Linked DNA regions of Homo sapiens: region 1 is linked to region 2. The links are chromatin contacts, found by Hi-C or POLR2A ChIA-PET in ENCODE. All regions are on one chromosome and are shown on one strand. The core of a region is the stretch at or near the end of the contact, and the rest is flanking DNA. Distances in the headings are between cores, read along the strand shown.

Region 1 (7,078 bases), core at 4,335-6,834, 57 kb before region 2:
TCAGCGGATCTATCTTTCTGGGGTCTGGAAGATGGTGGCCCTCTTCTCACAGCTCCATTAGGCAGTGCCCCAGTAGAGATTCTGTGTGGGGGCTCCAACCCCACATTTCCCTTCTGTACTGCCTTAGTAGAGGTTCTCCATGAGAGCCCCACCCCTGCAGCAAACTTCTGCCTGGACATCCAGGTGTTTCCATACATCCTCTGAAACCTAGGTGGAGGTTCCCAAACCTCAATTCTTGAATTCTGTGCACTTGCAGGCTCAAAAGATTGAGGCTTAGACCCTCTGAAGCCACAGCCTGATCTGTACCTTGGCCCTTTTTAGTCATGGCTGGAGCAGCTGGGACACAGGGCACCAAGTCCCTAGACTGCACACAGCACAGGGACCAAGGGCCCAACCGACAAAACCATTTTTTTTCCTCCTAGGCCTCCTGGCCTGTGATGGGAGGGGCTATTGTAACTATCTCTGACATGCCCTGGAGACATTTTCTACATTGTCTTGGGGATTAACGTTTGGCTCCTCATTACTTATGCAAATTTCTGCAGCTGCTTGAATTTCTCCTCAGAAAATGGGATTTTCTTTTTTATCTTAGTGTCAGGCTGCAAATTTCCCAAACTTTTATGCTCTGCTTCCCTTCTAAAACTCAATGCCTTTCACAGCACCCAAGTCATCTCTTGAATGCTTTGCTACTTAGAAATTTCTTCCTCCAGATACCCTAAATCATCGCTCTCAAGTTCAAAGTTCCATAAATCTCTAGGGCAGGGGCAAAATGCTGCCAATCTCTTTGCTAAAACATAAAAGTCATCTCTGCTCCAGTTTCCAGTGAGTTCCTCATCTCCATCCGAGACCACCTCAGCCTGAACCTTACTGCTCATATCACTATCAGCATTTTTGTCAAAGCCATTCAACAAGTCTGTAGGAAGTTCCAAACCTTCCCACATTTTACTGTCACCTTTTGAGCCCTCCAAACTGTTCCACCCTCTGCCTGTTACCTAGTTCCAAAGTTGCTTCCACATCTTTGGGTATCTTGTCAGCAATGCCCCACTCTACTGGTACCAAAGTAGTGTATTAGTCCATTTTCATGCTGCTGACAAAGACATACCTGAGACTGGGCAATTTACAAAAGAAAGAAGTTTAATGGACTTATAGTTCCACATGGCTAGGGAGGCCTCACAATCATGGCAGAAGACAAAAGGCACTTCTTACATGGCAGTGGCAAGAGAGAAAACTTTTGCAGGGAAACCCCCATTTTTAAAACCATCAGATCTCATGAGACTCATTCACTATCATGAGAACAGCACAGGAAAGACCCGCCCCCATAATTCAATCACCTCCCACCAGGTTCCTCCCATGACATGTGGGAATTGTGGGAGTTACAATTCAAGATGAGATTTGGGTAGGGACACAGCCAAACCATATCAACAACAAAAGGCCCTTGGCTAATGTCCACATACAAGGTGAGGAGTTAAAATTGTAAGGTTTTATATTTTCTGCATTCCTAAGGTTACTTCTGTTAGTTGAATTTATTTATTCTGTAGTGTTTGGACAGTGTTAACAAAATCTCTGGGCACAAAATTCATATGGAACCAAAAAAGAGCCCAAATAGCCAAACCAATCCTGAGCAAAAAGAACAAAACTGGAGGCACCATGCTATCTGACTTCAAAATATATTACAAGGTTATAGTAACCAAAACAGCATGGCATTGGTATAAAAACAGACATATACTCATGCCTATAATCCCAGCACTCTGGGAGGCTGAGGTGGGTAGATCGCTTGAGCTCAGGAGTTCAAGACCAGCCTGGGCAATGTGGCAAAATCCTGTCTCTACAAATAATACAAAAATTAGCCAGACTTAGTGTTTAGTACCTGTAGTCCCAGCTGTTTGGGAGGCTGAGGTGGGAGGATGACTTGAGCTTGGGAGGCAGAGGTTGCAGTGATCCAAGATCATGCCACTGCTCTCCAGCCTGTGCAATAGCGCAAGACCTTGTTAAAAACAAAACAAAACAAAACAAAACAAAACAAAAAAGCAGACATATAGACAAATGAAACAGAATAGAGAACCCAGAAATAAATGCATATGTTTGCAGCCAATTGATTTTTGAAAAGGTGCCAAGAATATACATTGGGGAAAAGGACACCCTTTTCAATAAATGGTGCTGGGAAAAATGAAACTGGACCCCTCTGTCTTACCATATACAAAAATCAACTCAAAATGGATTAAAGGCTTAAACAGAGACCTGAAACTAGAAAACTACTAGAATAAAATATAGGAGAAACACTTCAGAATGTTGGTTTAGACAAAGATTTTATAGCTAAGACCTCAGAAGTACAGATAATAAGAACAGAAATAGACAAATAGGACTATATTGAACTAAAAAGCTTCTGTACAGCAAAGGAAACAATCAACAGAGTGAAGAGACAACTTGTTGAATGGGAGAAATATATCTGCAAACTATTCGTTTGCTAAGGGACTAATATCTAGAATATACAAGGAATTGAAACAACTCAACAGCAAAAAACAAATAATCCCATTAAAAAGTGAGCAAAGGATCTAAACAGACATTTCTTAAAAGAAAACATAAAATGACCAACAGGCATATGAAAAAATGCTCAACATTGCTAATCATCAGGGAAATGCAAATCAAAACCACAGTGAGATATCATCTTACCCCACTTAGAATGGTTATTATTAAAAAGAAAAAATAACAGATGCTGTCAAGGATACAGAGAAAAGGGAACTCTTATACACTGTTGATGGAAATGTAAAACAGTACAGCCATTATGGAAAACAGTATGAAGATTTCTCAAAAAACTAAAAACAGGACTGGGAATGGTGGCTCACATCTGTAATCCCAGTGACTCAGGAGGCTGCGGCAGGAGGATGGCTTGAGCCCAGAGTTTGACATTACAATGAGCCATGATTGTGCCACTGCATTCCAGCCTGGATAACAGAGCGAGATTCTATCTCTTAAAAAACAACAACAACAACAACAACAAAAACCAAAACCCTAAAAATAGAACTACCATATGATTCAGAAATCACACTAATGAGTATTTATCCAAAGGAAAAGAAATCAGTATATCAAAGGGATACCTGAGCTCCCATGTTCACTGCAGCACTATCCACGATAGCAAAAATATGGGATCAACCTAAGTGTCCATCAATGGATGAATGGATAAAGAAAATGTAGTATTATCCACAATGGAATACTATTTAGCCTTAAAAAGAATAAAATCATGTTATTTTTAGCAACATGGATGGAACTTGGAGTCATTATGTTAAATGAAATAAGCCAGACACAGAAAGATAAATATTGCATGTTTTCACTCATATGTGGAATCTAAAAAAGTTGATCTCATGGAGGTAAAGTAGAATGAGAGTTACCAGAGACTGGGAAGAGTGTGTGAAGCAAGGGAGATGAAAAGAGGTGGGTTAATAGGTATAAACATATAGTTAGGCAGAAAGAAAAAGTTATAATGTTCAATAGCAGAGTAGGATGACTATGGTTAATAATGTATTGTATATTTCAAATCAGCTAGAAGAGAGGATTTGAAATGTTCCCAATGCAAATAAATGATACATGCTCAAGGTGATGATAGCCTAAATATGCTGACTTGATTATTACACATTCTTATGCATGTGTCAAAGTATCACATGTACCCCATAAATATGTACAAATATTATATATTAATTTTAAAAACACCAAAAAAACCCAGTGGTTTATCTTCTTTCAGAAGAGTTATAAATAATACATATAGATATTCTCAATTTGAGGAGTTGGAGCTTAATTTCTACCCTCTCCCTTCTAAAGATGAGCTATGCAGAGTAACTCTCTATAAAAGGATAAAGCAGGGAAAGGGAGAAATAGTAACTTTACTGCATGGAAAGCTAGCAGATACCACTTTAACCAAGTGATGAAAGTTAACGTCATTAGTGATATCATGTGGGTATCACTCATTGTTGATAGGATCTAATGAGAAGGGCACTTCACCTCTGTGATACTCTTTCCAAAAACCTAAAAGTCCAGTGTAATCATGAGAAAACATAGTACAAACTCAGATTGAGGAGCATTCTATGAACTACCTAGCCAGTACTCTTCAAGAAAATCAAGGTCATGAAAAACAAGGGAGGACTGAGAAACTATTACAGACTAGAGAAACCAGGAAGACATGGCAACTAAATACTAGTGTGTAGACATACAGGTAGAGAAAAAATTGATGTATCAGAAATGTATTTAGGCTGGGCGCAGTGGCCCATACCTGTAATCCCAAAACTTTGGGAGACCAAAGTGTGAGGGTTGCTTGAGGCCATCAGTTCAAGACAGGCCTGGGCAACATAGCAAGATTCCATCTCTATTTAAAAATTTATATACATATATATATGTATGTATTTAGAGACAGAGTCAATAGACTTTGGTGTTGGGACTGATGTGAGAGTGAAGAAATTTGAGGACTCATGAATAAACCCCTTTGATTCAGCAATTACTGGATGGTGGAACCATTTTGTAAAATGGAGAACAATGGAGATGAAGATGGGAGTGGGCAGAGATAATAATGTCAGTTTTCTATGTCTACTGTTGGAGAGAAAATTCTGGCCTGGAGATAAAGTTGAGCACAACTGACATATAGATGGTAACCGAAATGATGACAATGAATGAAATCATCTAAGGAGAGAAGTTAGTGTGGCAAGAAAAGAAAAGAGCTGAAGAAATAGCCCTAAAACACCCTAACACTGGAGGATGAATAGTGGAGGAAGAGCCAGCCATTAGATGAGGAAGAAGCAGAGATATGTAATAAACTCCAAAAGAGAATGACAACATGAAAGCCAAGAATAGAAATTGTTAAATGCTGCTAAAGGCTGAAGCGTCCCTTGGATTTAGTAACGAGAGGTTACTGATAATAAGAGCATTGGAATGATAGAAATGAAAGACAAATTAAGTGGTTTGAAAAGGGAAAGGCTTAGGACTTCTGATTTTAAGATGGCAGAATGATTACTTACAGTAGTCTCCAAAAAATATAAGAGACTCCTTTAACCCAAGCTTTGAGAAGTGCATTGGTGAGAGGAGAACTACCATCCTTGAAAGGCTCTGTATTGGCCATTCTCTGCAAGTCAGGAATGCCAGTGGGTGATATTGTTTGGCTGTGTTCCACTCAAATCTCATTTTGAATTGTAGCTCCCATAATTCCCACATGTTGTGGGAGGGAGCTGGTGGGAGATAATTGAATCATGGAGGCAGTTTCCTCCATACTGTTCTCGTGGTAGTGAATAAGTCTCACAAGATTGGATGATTTTATAAGGGGTTTCCCCCTTTCGTTTGGCTCTCATTCTCTCTTTGCCTGCTGCCATGTAAGACATGCCTTTTGCCTTCTGCCTTCTGCCATGATTGTGAGGCCTCCCCAGCCATGTGGCACTGTGAGTCCATTAAACCTATTTTTCTTTATAAATTACCCAGTCTCAGGTATGTCTTTATCAGCAGTGTGAAAACGGACTTCACTATCTTGCCTCAAGTCTGTGTTTACTCTCCAACTCTGTCATAATCTAGATTGTAGAGACTTTGATTGTATCACCTTTCCATAACACCTAACCAACTTCTGTAAGTAGTTGACATTTTGCTGACTGTACAATGAACAGGAAGTCACATAACAAATACCCTGACTAGATGCTTTTGTAAGACACATGCATAGCCTGGAGTGGAAAATAAACATCATAAAAGTTCAGGAAATTGCTATGTTCTGAATGTCTGTGTTCCCCCGCCAAATTCTTATGTTGAAAATGAATCACCAAGGTCATGGTATTAGGAAGTGAGGCCTTTAAGAAGTGACTAGGACATGAGGGCTCTGCCCTCACGAATGGGATCAGTGCCTTTATAAAAGAAGCCCCAGAGAGCTAGCTAGCTCTTTCCATCATATGGGGATGGGGATACAGCTTAAAGATACCATTTATGAACCAGGAACCAAGCCCCTACCAAACACCAAATCTGCCAACGCCTTGATTTTGGACTTCTCAGCCTCTAGAACTGTGAGAAGTAAATATCTATATTTACTTCTTTATATAAGGAATATCCAATATCTTCATATAAGGTACCCATTCTATGGTATGATATTTTGTTACAGTAGCTAAACAGATTAAGACAAAGACCTCTACCTCTACCCCTACCCCTACCCCTACCCCTACCCCTACCCCTACCTCTACCTCTACCTCTACCTCTTTCCTTTCTACGGTCTCCCTCTCCCTCATCTCCCCTTTCCACGGTCTCCCTTTGATGCCTAGCCGAGGCTGGACTGTATTGCCACCATCTCGGCTCACTGCAACCTCCCTGCCTGATTCTCCTGCCTCAGCCTGCCGAGTGCCTGGGATTGCAGACGCGCACCGCCACGCCTGACTGGTTTTCGTATTTTTTTGGTGGAGACGGGGTTTCGCCGTGTTGGCCGGGCTGGTCTCCAGCTCCTGACCTCGAGTGATCTGCCAGCCTCGGCCTCCCAAGGTGCCGGGATTGCAGACGGAGTCTCGCTCACTCAGTGCTCAATGTTGCCCAGGCTGGAGTGCAGTGGCGTGATCTCGGCTCGCTACAACCTCCACCTCCCAGCTGACTGCCTTGGCCTCCCAAAGTGCCGAGATTGCAGCCTCTGCCGGGCCGCCACCCCGTCTGGGAAGTGAGGAGCGTCTCTGCCTGGCCGCCCATCATCTGTGATGTGAGGAGCCCCTCTGCCCGGCTGCCCAGTCTGGGAAGTGAAGAGCGCCTCTTCCCGGCCGCCATCCCATCTAGGAAGTGAGGAGCGTCTCTGCCCGGCCGCCCATCGTCTGAGATGTGGGGAGCACCTCTGCCCCGCCGCCCCATCTGGGATGTGAGCAGCACGTCTGCCCGGCCGCGACCTCGTCTGGGAACTGAGGAGCGTCTCTGCCCGACCGCCACCCCGTCTGGGAGGTGAGGAGCGTCTCTGCCCGGCCGCCCCATCTGAGAAGTGAGGAGCCCCTCCGCCCGGCGGCCGCCCCGTCTGGGAAGTGAGGAGCGTCTCTGCCCAGCAGCCGCCCCGTCCAGGAGGTGGGGGGTGCCTCTGCCCAGCCGCCCCGTCTGGGAA
Region 2 (7,757 bases), core at 2,488-4,987:
GACTGTGGTTGGGTGACCAACTCTCCCACCTGCCTGGGATTATCCCAGCTTTAGCACTGAAAATTCCTTGTCCTTGGAACACTGAAAGTTCAGTCCTGGGAAAACTGGGATGGTTGGTCACCCTATCAAGGCAGCTGGCCAGGACAGATGGAAAGGTATCAGACCTTGTGGGAAGAAGCTGGGCTTTTCGACAACCTTTCCAACTTGCTGGATGAACACACCAGGCTGGGGACCACTCAGCCTAGACTGAGTTAAGCTGAGGCCAATGATGACATCTACAGGTCATATGAAAAAACTGCAGCCTAAGAATCACCCACTTGGCCCGTAAGTGGTTCGTTCATACATTTATTGTGGTTCATATATTCATATATGTAATGTGAATAAACATATTCATATATTTATTGTGCTCTCAACACTGGGCATAAGTCTCAGGGGTCTTGGAAGGCATCCGCAAGCAAGTGAAATTTATGCTGAGGCTTGGTGATTGAAAAAGTGTTAGCCAGGTTAAGGTGAGAGGGAAAGAAAGAGCATTCCAGGATGGAGAAAACAGCAAAGAAAAAAGCCCTGAGTGCGAAGGAACAGAAAACCTTCAAGAAACAAATTATGGCATGGAGAAGGGGACAGCGGTAACCAAAAAAAGCTGGAGAGTTTGTCTGAGCCTAATCAACCATGGAAAAAGTTTCTGTCTTTACCCTAGGAGCAATCAGAACTTATTGAAAGGTTTTAAAAAGCAGGATAGTAACATAATTAGATCTGCATTTCTCAAAGTTAACTCTGGCTACAGGGTGGAAGCTGGTTTAAAGAGTAGCAAGCCTACCACTTCAACCCAGGGGGTCAAGGCCACAACGAACTGAGATCACGCCAGGGCACTCCAGCCTGGGGTACAAAGTGAGACCCTGCCTCAAAAAAAAAAAAAAAAAAAAAAAAAGAGTAGCAAGCCTAAAGCCAGGGAGGCAATTAGAATTAGAATATCATTGCAGTGTCCAGGTGGTACAGAAGGTGGTGGGGACAAAGGGAGGAAAAGAAAGGTGACCGTTGGTAAGAAATAATGGAAAATTGGCCGGGCGCAGCGGCTCACGCCTGTAATCCCAGCACTTTGGGAGGCCGAGGTGGGCGGATCACAAGGTCAGGAGATTGAGACCATCCCGGCTAACACGGTGAAACCCCATCTCTACTACAAATACAAAAAATTAGCCAGGCGTGGTGGCAGGCGCCCGTAGTCCCAGCTACTCAGGAGGCTGAGGCAGGAGAATGGCATGAACCCAGGAGGCGGAGCTTGCAGCGAGCTGAGACCACGCCACTGCACTCCAGCCTGGGTGACAGAGCGAGATTCCGTCTCAAAAAAAAAAAAAAAAAAAAAAGGAAAATTAGCCAGGCATGGTGGTGTGTCTGTGGTCCCAGCTTCCCAGCTTCTCGGGAGGCTAAGGCAGGAGGAGCTGGAGAGGTTGAGGTTACAGTGAGGCATGATTGCACCACTACACTCCAGCCTGGGCAACAGAGCGAGAACCTGTCTCAAAAGAAAAAAAAAAGGGAAAAGGATTATGGAAATAGAATGGGCAGGGCCATGGTGATTGACTAGAGGTGCGCATTGAGGAATAGGGACATTCAAGTAACCAGACCTGTAGGTTTCTGGCTAGGAGAGCAGTGGAACAGCTACTGAGATGGGAGCATGAGAAGGGGGAGGATAATGTTGGGTATGATTGATTTGAGGTCCCTGTGGGACATTCAACTCAAGATGACAAATAAGCAGTTGAATAAAGGTTAGGAAGGGAGACTTCACTGTGTGGATCAACTGCATGTAGATGGTAACCAAAGCTCTGAGCAGCACCAACATTTCAGAGTGGGCAGAGGAAAGACAACATGGCTAGAGCAAAACCAGGCGAATGTGGCACTATGAAAGCTGGGAGAAGAATGTTTCACAAAGGAGAGAATGGTCAACTGTATGAAGTCTTTTAGAGAAGCAGTGAAATGAGATCTGAAGATTGTCCATAGGACAACATGAAGATCATTGGTGACCTTAGAGCCTTTGAAGGTGCAGTGATAGAGAGAAGCCAAATTAGAATGAGTTGTGGAGTGAGTAGGAGGTAAGGTTGTGGAGAAAGCGAGTGCAGACAATTTGAATAAATGTAGCTAAACAAGTCACTAGTGGGAGGGTAAATAGGTAAAATCATAAATTAAACACACACATAGCTTTTACCCCAACAATTCTACTTCCAAGAAATCAGCCTACAAATATACTCCATATGTGCACAAAGACCTACAGAAAGGATGTTTACTACACCATTTTATAAACAGCTACAATGTTAATCAATAGGGGGCTGGTTAAATTAATATAACACATCCACACAATATAACACACACAGGGTATTACGTGGCCATTAAAAATACCATGGTAGGCTGGGCGCAGTGGCTGACACCTGTAATCCCAGCACTCTGGGAGGCCAAGGCAGGTGATCACCTGAGGTCAAGTGTTCGAGACCAGCCTGGCCAACATGGCGAAACTCCCTCTCTACCAAAAATACAAAAATTAACTGGGCATGGTGCAGGTGCCTGTAATCCCAGCTATTCTGGAAGCTGAGGCAGGAGAATCACTTGAACCCCGGAGGCGGAGGATGCAATTAGCCGAGATCGTGCCATTGCCTGGGCGACAGAGCAAGACTTCTGTTTAAAAAAAAAAAAAATCATGGTAGGGCCGGGCACGGTGGCTCAGCCTGTAATCCCAGCACTTTGGGAGGCCAAGGCAGGCAGATCACCTGAGGCCACGAGTTCCAGACCAGCCTGGCCAACATGGCAGAAACCCCCATCTCTACTAAAAAGACAAAAATTAGCCCAGCGTGGTGGCGCATGCCTGTAATCCCAGCTACATGGGTGGCTGAGACACGAGAATCGCTTGAACCCAGTGGTGTGCCACTGCACTCCAGTCTGGGCAACAGAACCAGACTCCATTTAAAAAAAAAAAAAAAGTACATATGGTAAATATTATGTGTATTTTACCAAAACAAGTTTTTATTTTTAAGGCACAATCTTGCCCTGTCGTCCAGGCTGGAGTGCAGTGGCGCGATCACAGCTCACTGCAGCCTTAACCTCCCCCAGCTCGGGCGATCCTCCCACCTCAACCTCCCGAGTAGCTGGGACCACAGGCCTGCGCCACTACGCCCGGCTAATTTTTGTATTTTTGTAGAGACGGGGTTTCACCATGTTGGCCAGGCGGATCTCGAACTCGTGATTTCAAGTGATCCGCCCGCCTCGGCCTCCCAAAGCGCTGGGATTACAGGCGTGAGTCACCGCACCTAGCCGAAAAAGAATTTTTTAAAGTCACCATCTCTACGAGGTTTTTCTGGGCCACCCCCCGGTAAAATGTCAAGCCCTCGACGAGCCGGGAGAGAGTCGGAATCCTGTGGGGGAGGCAGGGGCGTGTCCAGAAAGGCGGGAGCTTCCGGAACCGCTTAGAGCTAAGGGAGCTCGGAGCGGGGGCCGGGGCCGAGGGCGGAGCAGGGTGGGGAAGGGGCGGGTCCAGAAAGACGGGAGCTTCCGAGGCCGCCTCCACAGGAAGGGAAAGGGGCGGGAGCTTGGAGGGGGCGGGTCCAGAATGGCGGGAGCTTCCGGGGCCGCCGCCTCTGGAAGGAAAAGGGGAGGGAACGTAGAGGGGGAGGGAACGTAGAGGGGGCGGGACCAGGAACGAGAGCGCGTGGGTTTCTGGGGTGTCCGCCGGCGCCCCCTGGGATTGGGGAGAGAGGGAAGGGCTGAGGCTCACGGTTTCGGAGTAAGGGGAGCGGCCCGGCGAGCCGCCGCGCCTGGGTTAAGAGCTGCAGGAGGAACGTGGCTTCACGAGTTCGGCTCCTCGGCCATCCACAGCCCGGGCCTCCGCCTCTGCTGACCTGGCGGCTGTAGAAGGCAGAAGAGGCCTGAAACCTGCAGCAGGAGCACCACCCTGCCCCGCGGCCCCGCGCGCCCTCCAGTGGCGTCATCCCATCCGCTTTGATCTCGACTGGCGCGCCTACCCTCGGCAGCGGCACCCCTTGGGAGCGCAATCGCGGGCAGACTCCGAGGACCCATCTTGCGAAAGTTCTGCGAGGTCCTGACTTTAAGGGAACAGGGGTCGTACTTGGGCCATGGCCGGAAGGGAGATCCAACATCCATGACGACGTCTACCCCCCAGCCTGCCCCTTCAGAGCCCAGTCTGTGCCTTGCGTCAAAGTCAAGCAAGGGCTCTTGTAGGGCACCGAGCCCCAGCCAAAATCACCCTTTTCTTTCAGATAGCCCCCACTTACCCCCAGAAACCTTACTCTCTCCCTCGGGAGCAGGTGGGAAGTGAAAGGCCGGGGGGGCTGTTTCTGCTCTGCTTGTCTGTACCTGTGGCCCTTGAGTGGAAAACCCCGCCGCTGGACCAAAGACCTGGAGGCTCCAGGATTGCCCACTTGGGACCCTGACTATGAAGGGTCAAGATAGCCCATTCTGCCCCAGCACTCAGAGCCCTATTACCAAGGCCCCTACTCCAAGAATCCACCATCAAAACCGGGGCCCTGCCAGTGCCTTCCCAGTGTTCAGGCCTAGGGAAGAATAGCCCCATTATGCCTGTTACTCCTGATCCTTCTGCAGTCTCTCTCTTTGTGACCCCATGGCCTTTGCTGCTATGTCTGCCCTGGCCCCACAGAGTGCCAGGTCAGAGCCACCCTGGCCTACATAGCAGGGCCCCGGTTCACAGGCTAAAACCTGGGCCTCCTGCCAGGCTGCAACTCCCAGCTGCACACCGCAACCTGAGACATCTCAGCATATTCTAGGAACTAGTAATGGGGACGCTTCCGACTCGCTGGGGAAGGGAGATGAGGGCCTCTAGCTCTCCATGCCCAGTCTCTCATCATCAAAGTCATTTAAGGCCCCAGCGACCCCAGGGTTCAGCAGCATCCTGTTCATCATGAGCAGAGGGGTGACTGAATAGAATGGGAGGCAGGTGTGGCCTGAGCAGTTCCCAACCTGAATTTTCCTTTGAGCTTGGTGATTTGGGGCGGGGGATTGAGATATTTTCCTTTCACTTGTGGGAAATCTTGGGGCCCCACAAATCACTAAGCTGAAGGGAAAAGTCAAGCTGGGAACTACTCAGGGCAAACCTGCCTCCCATTTTATTCAGTCACTCCTCTGCTCGCTGAGATAGACACATACCTGATTGCCTCCTTTGGAGAGGCTTGTCAGAAACAAAATAATGCAACCATTTGTCTCTCAGCTACCTGCGACCTGGAAGCCCCCTCCCCACTTCGAGTTGTCCCCGCCTTTCTGGACGGAACCAACGTACTTCTTACATATATCGATTGATGTCTCATGTCTCCTTAAAATGTATGAAAACAAACTGTGCCCTGACCACCTTGGGCACATGTCGCCAGGACTCCCTGAGGCTGTGTCACGGGCACGCATCTTCAACCTTGGCAAAATAAAGTTTCTGAATTAACTGAGACCTGTCTCAAATTTTCAGGGTTCACATTTTGGTAATCATTGAGGGATTCTGAGTGGAGATGCCCCTGACTTTTGACAAATCTCCCATTGGTGCATGGTACCAGCATGAGCTAACTTTATGGCTCAAACCAATAGGACAATTTGCTGAGGTCTGAGAGTACCCCGTCCAGAGAATCCCTGATCTCCCAAAATTTAGTCAAGATCTAAAGTTTATTTTGCTGTACAACTCCTCTTTTTCTAGAGTTTTACTTGCTTCCAACACAAGGAAGGCAACTTTTCTCCTGCTTCCATGACAATGGAATGCAGGTAACTCCTATGGAGTCTGAGCTCACTTCTAACAGGGAAGATGAGTTTGTTTTTTGTTTTTTTCCTGCTTCTAGGATGGTAGAAAGCAGCCTTCGGCCTGAGACCCATCCCTAGATAGGTAACTGAATTGGGGTTTGTCTTGGATAAAGTTAAGATTAACAACCAGCTGGTCTTAATTTCTCCTTACCATTAGAGCGCTCAGTGATCATATTGTTGGTTTTTTTGTTGTTGTTGCTTTGTTCCAGTCTGAAGTTGTTGTTTAAGGATCCTAATTCTTGTTCAGAGATGCATTCTAAAGGGTCTTCTCTATTGCTTTTTCTCCCAAATTTAAACTTAATTCGGTTTGTCTGTGTGCATTTGCGTGAAGAAGTGAACTGTTGTTTTCATACGTTAATGACAGTTTTCTCAGCTCTGAAGAGAAAAGGCATTTACTCCTCCCAGCTGAAAGCGCCCCTAGGTGACTGGGGGCCTCATGGGAGTCTCTGGGGGGGTTAACCCCTTGCGACGTGCAGCGGCCCTGGAGGGAAATCCCCAACAAAAATTAATTTTAAAAATGGCTCATCCAGGAAACGCATATAAGGGCTGATCGCCCAGCCTTTTGAGCCTTTTCTGGGGTCATAAACCTCTGGAGAGAGAAACTGAGACATGTAAGAGGGTGGAAACGACTCAGCGATGACACACTGTAGCATCCTGCCCACAAGCAGCACATAGCAATCAAAAAACCTGGGCCACAGCTCAGTTCCTCCTATTAAGAGAGAAAAAAAAATTGGGAAACAATATAAGAATGAGGAGGAAACAAAGAGAATGACCCCCTTTCCAGCACTCCATAGGTTGTATGGCACATCTACTTGCCAAAGTTTATGTAAAATGGAAATAATATGGTCTTTGTGCACATTTACATTAAGGAAAAAGAGCCCTAAGATCGACCTGCAAATTATAGAGTTCCTAAGTGCTCTTTTTCTCGATTTTTTTCTTTTCTGCCTGCTCTAAATCTGCTGTTATTTTTCTATTAAGATAAAAACCACTGCATCCAACAAGTTCTTTTTGCAGGGTGGTGAATTTGTGTTTATCTCATGGCTAAAAGTTCTGAAGTAAAAGCTATAGGATATTTGTTTATGTGTGTGTCTATGTGTGTGTGTATATATATTTAAAAGGCCTTTATAATTTCTACGATTTTATGCTTAATTGGCAATTAAATCTGTTTTAATTTCCCTCTAGCACACCAAACGTTTTCTCTCCGACCTTATAATGTAAATTTTGCTATTTGACTTTCACCTAAGTTGTTTCCTTTAATATGCAAATTTAAGGCTATTTAGCTGAAAACTGCCCAGGGTTATGAAATAGGTCATCAAGAATCTGAAAGTCTAATATAGGGGAAAAAAAGGTTTTCATAAATCTGTAAAATGTAGTTCTAAAGCATGCCTAATATGTCTGTGTATTTATGTGTTGTGTACACAGTGTTTCACTACTAAAAATATATAAAAGAGTGCTAATTAATTGGCTTAAAACAATGAAAAGCGCTTAAATCATATACTACAAAAGACTAGTGAAATGCTCTTTCAAGTTTATGTAACTTAAGTAAAATCTTTAATAAATAAGCTTGCTTTAAAATTAATGGTAAGGTAATATTAGAAACATCTTAAGAATTGCCCGCCTACATTTTTCTTTGCATGTATTAATGAAGCAATTTCATACTCATCCCTGCCAAATATTATAAGGTGTCAAAATTTGGCATAGGGGTAACAAAACTATAAACGCAGCCCAAGACAGAATGATCTTGCTTGTGTAACCTTTAACAAATAAGATGTTGATATTGGTTTAATGAATGTAGTTATATCTTGAATTATTTAGTAAAATTACCATAACCTCTAATTTTGTGGCTTTAGGCAGTCTAATCCACAGATGGTAGGTAGGTTTGTTTTGGGAAAGGACTGTTACCATCTTTGTTTCAAAGCTAAACTATAAACTAAATTTCTCCCAAAGTCCAGGAATGAACAACGACA

Evidence for each region. Hi-C counts contacts between places; a loop is a spot of excess contacts on that map. ChIA-PET counts read pairs that join two places held with the same protein, here RNA polymerase II (POLR2A). Pooled maps may share reads with other maps.
Region 1: a loop to region 2 is called in a map of PC-3, with 2.8 times the contacts of the local background. The contact joins the enhancer-like site here to the promoter of LINC01144 in region 2. A Hi-C loop is called at or near these places in 5 of 168 maps with a recorded cell type or tissue (Caco-2, HepG2, K562 and 2 more) and 7 of 50 pooled maps. POLR2A ChIA-PET finds 5 or more read pairs at or near these places in 7 of 52 experiments (A673, AG04449, AG04450 and 4 more).

What each region holds. Positions count from the first base shown.
Region 1 is chr1:45,241,252-45,248,329 of GRCh38, forward strand. No RefSeq gene overlaps it. Among named protein-coding and RNA genes, the nearest start is that of ZSWIM5, 38 kb to the left of the region's middle. Within about 2 kb of position 5,585, at least 3 of the 41 ENCODE cell types and tissues checked have a DNase peak (open chromatin) inside an H3K27ac peak, as active enhancers do; they include PC-3, where a contact is called at or near this core.
Region 2 is chr1:45,300,173-45,307,929 of GRCh38, forward strand. It overlaps LINC01144 (long intergenic non-protein coding RNA 1144), which reads left to right and starts at 3,738. Exons shown (of 1, transcript NR_024270.1): 1 at 3,738-5,447. LOC105378691 (a long non-coding RNA gene) reads right to left here and starts at 3,574. Exons shown (of 3, transcript XR_947287.4): 1 at 3,320-3,574. RefSeq lists silencers at 65-359, 3,461-3,640 and enhancers at 3,311-3,370, 3,831-4,070, 6,241-6,420.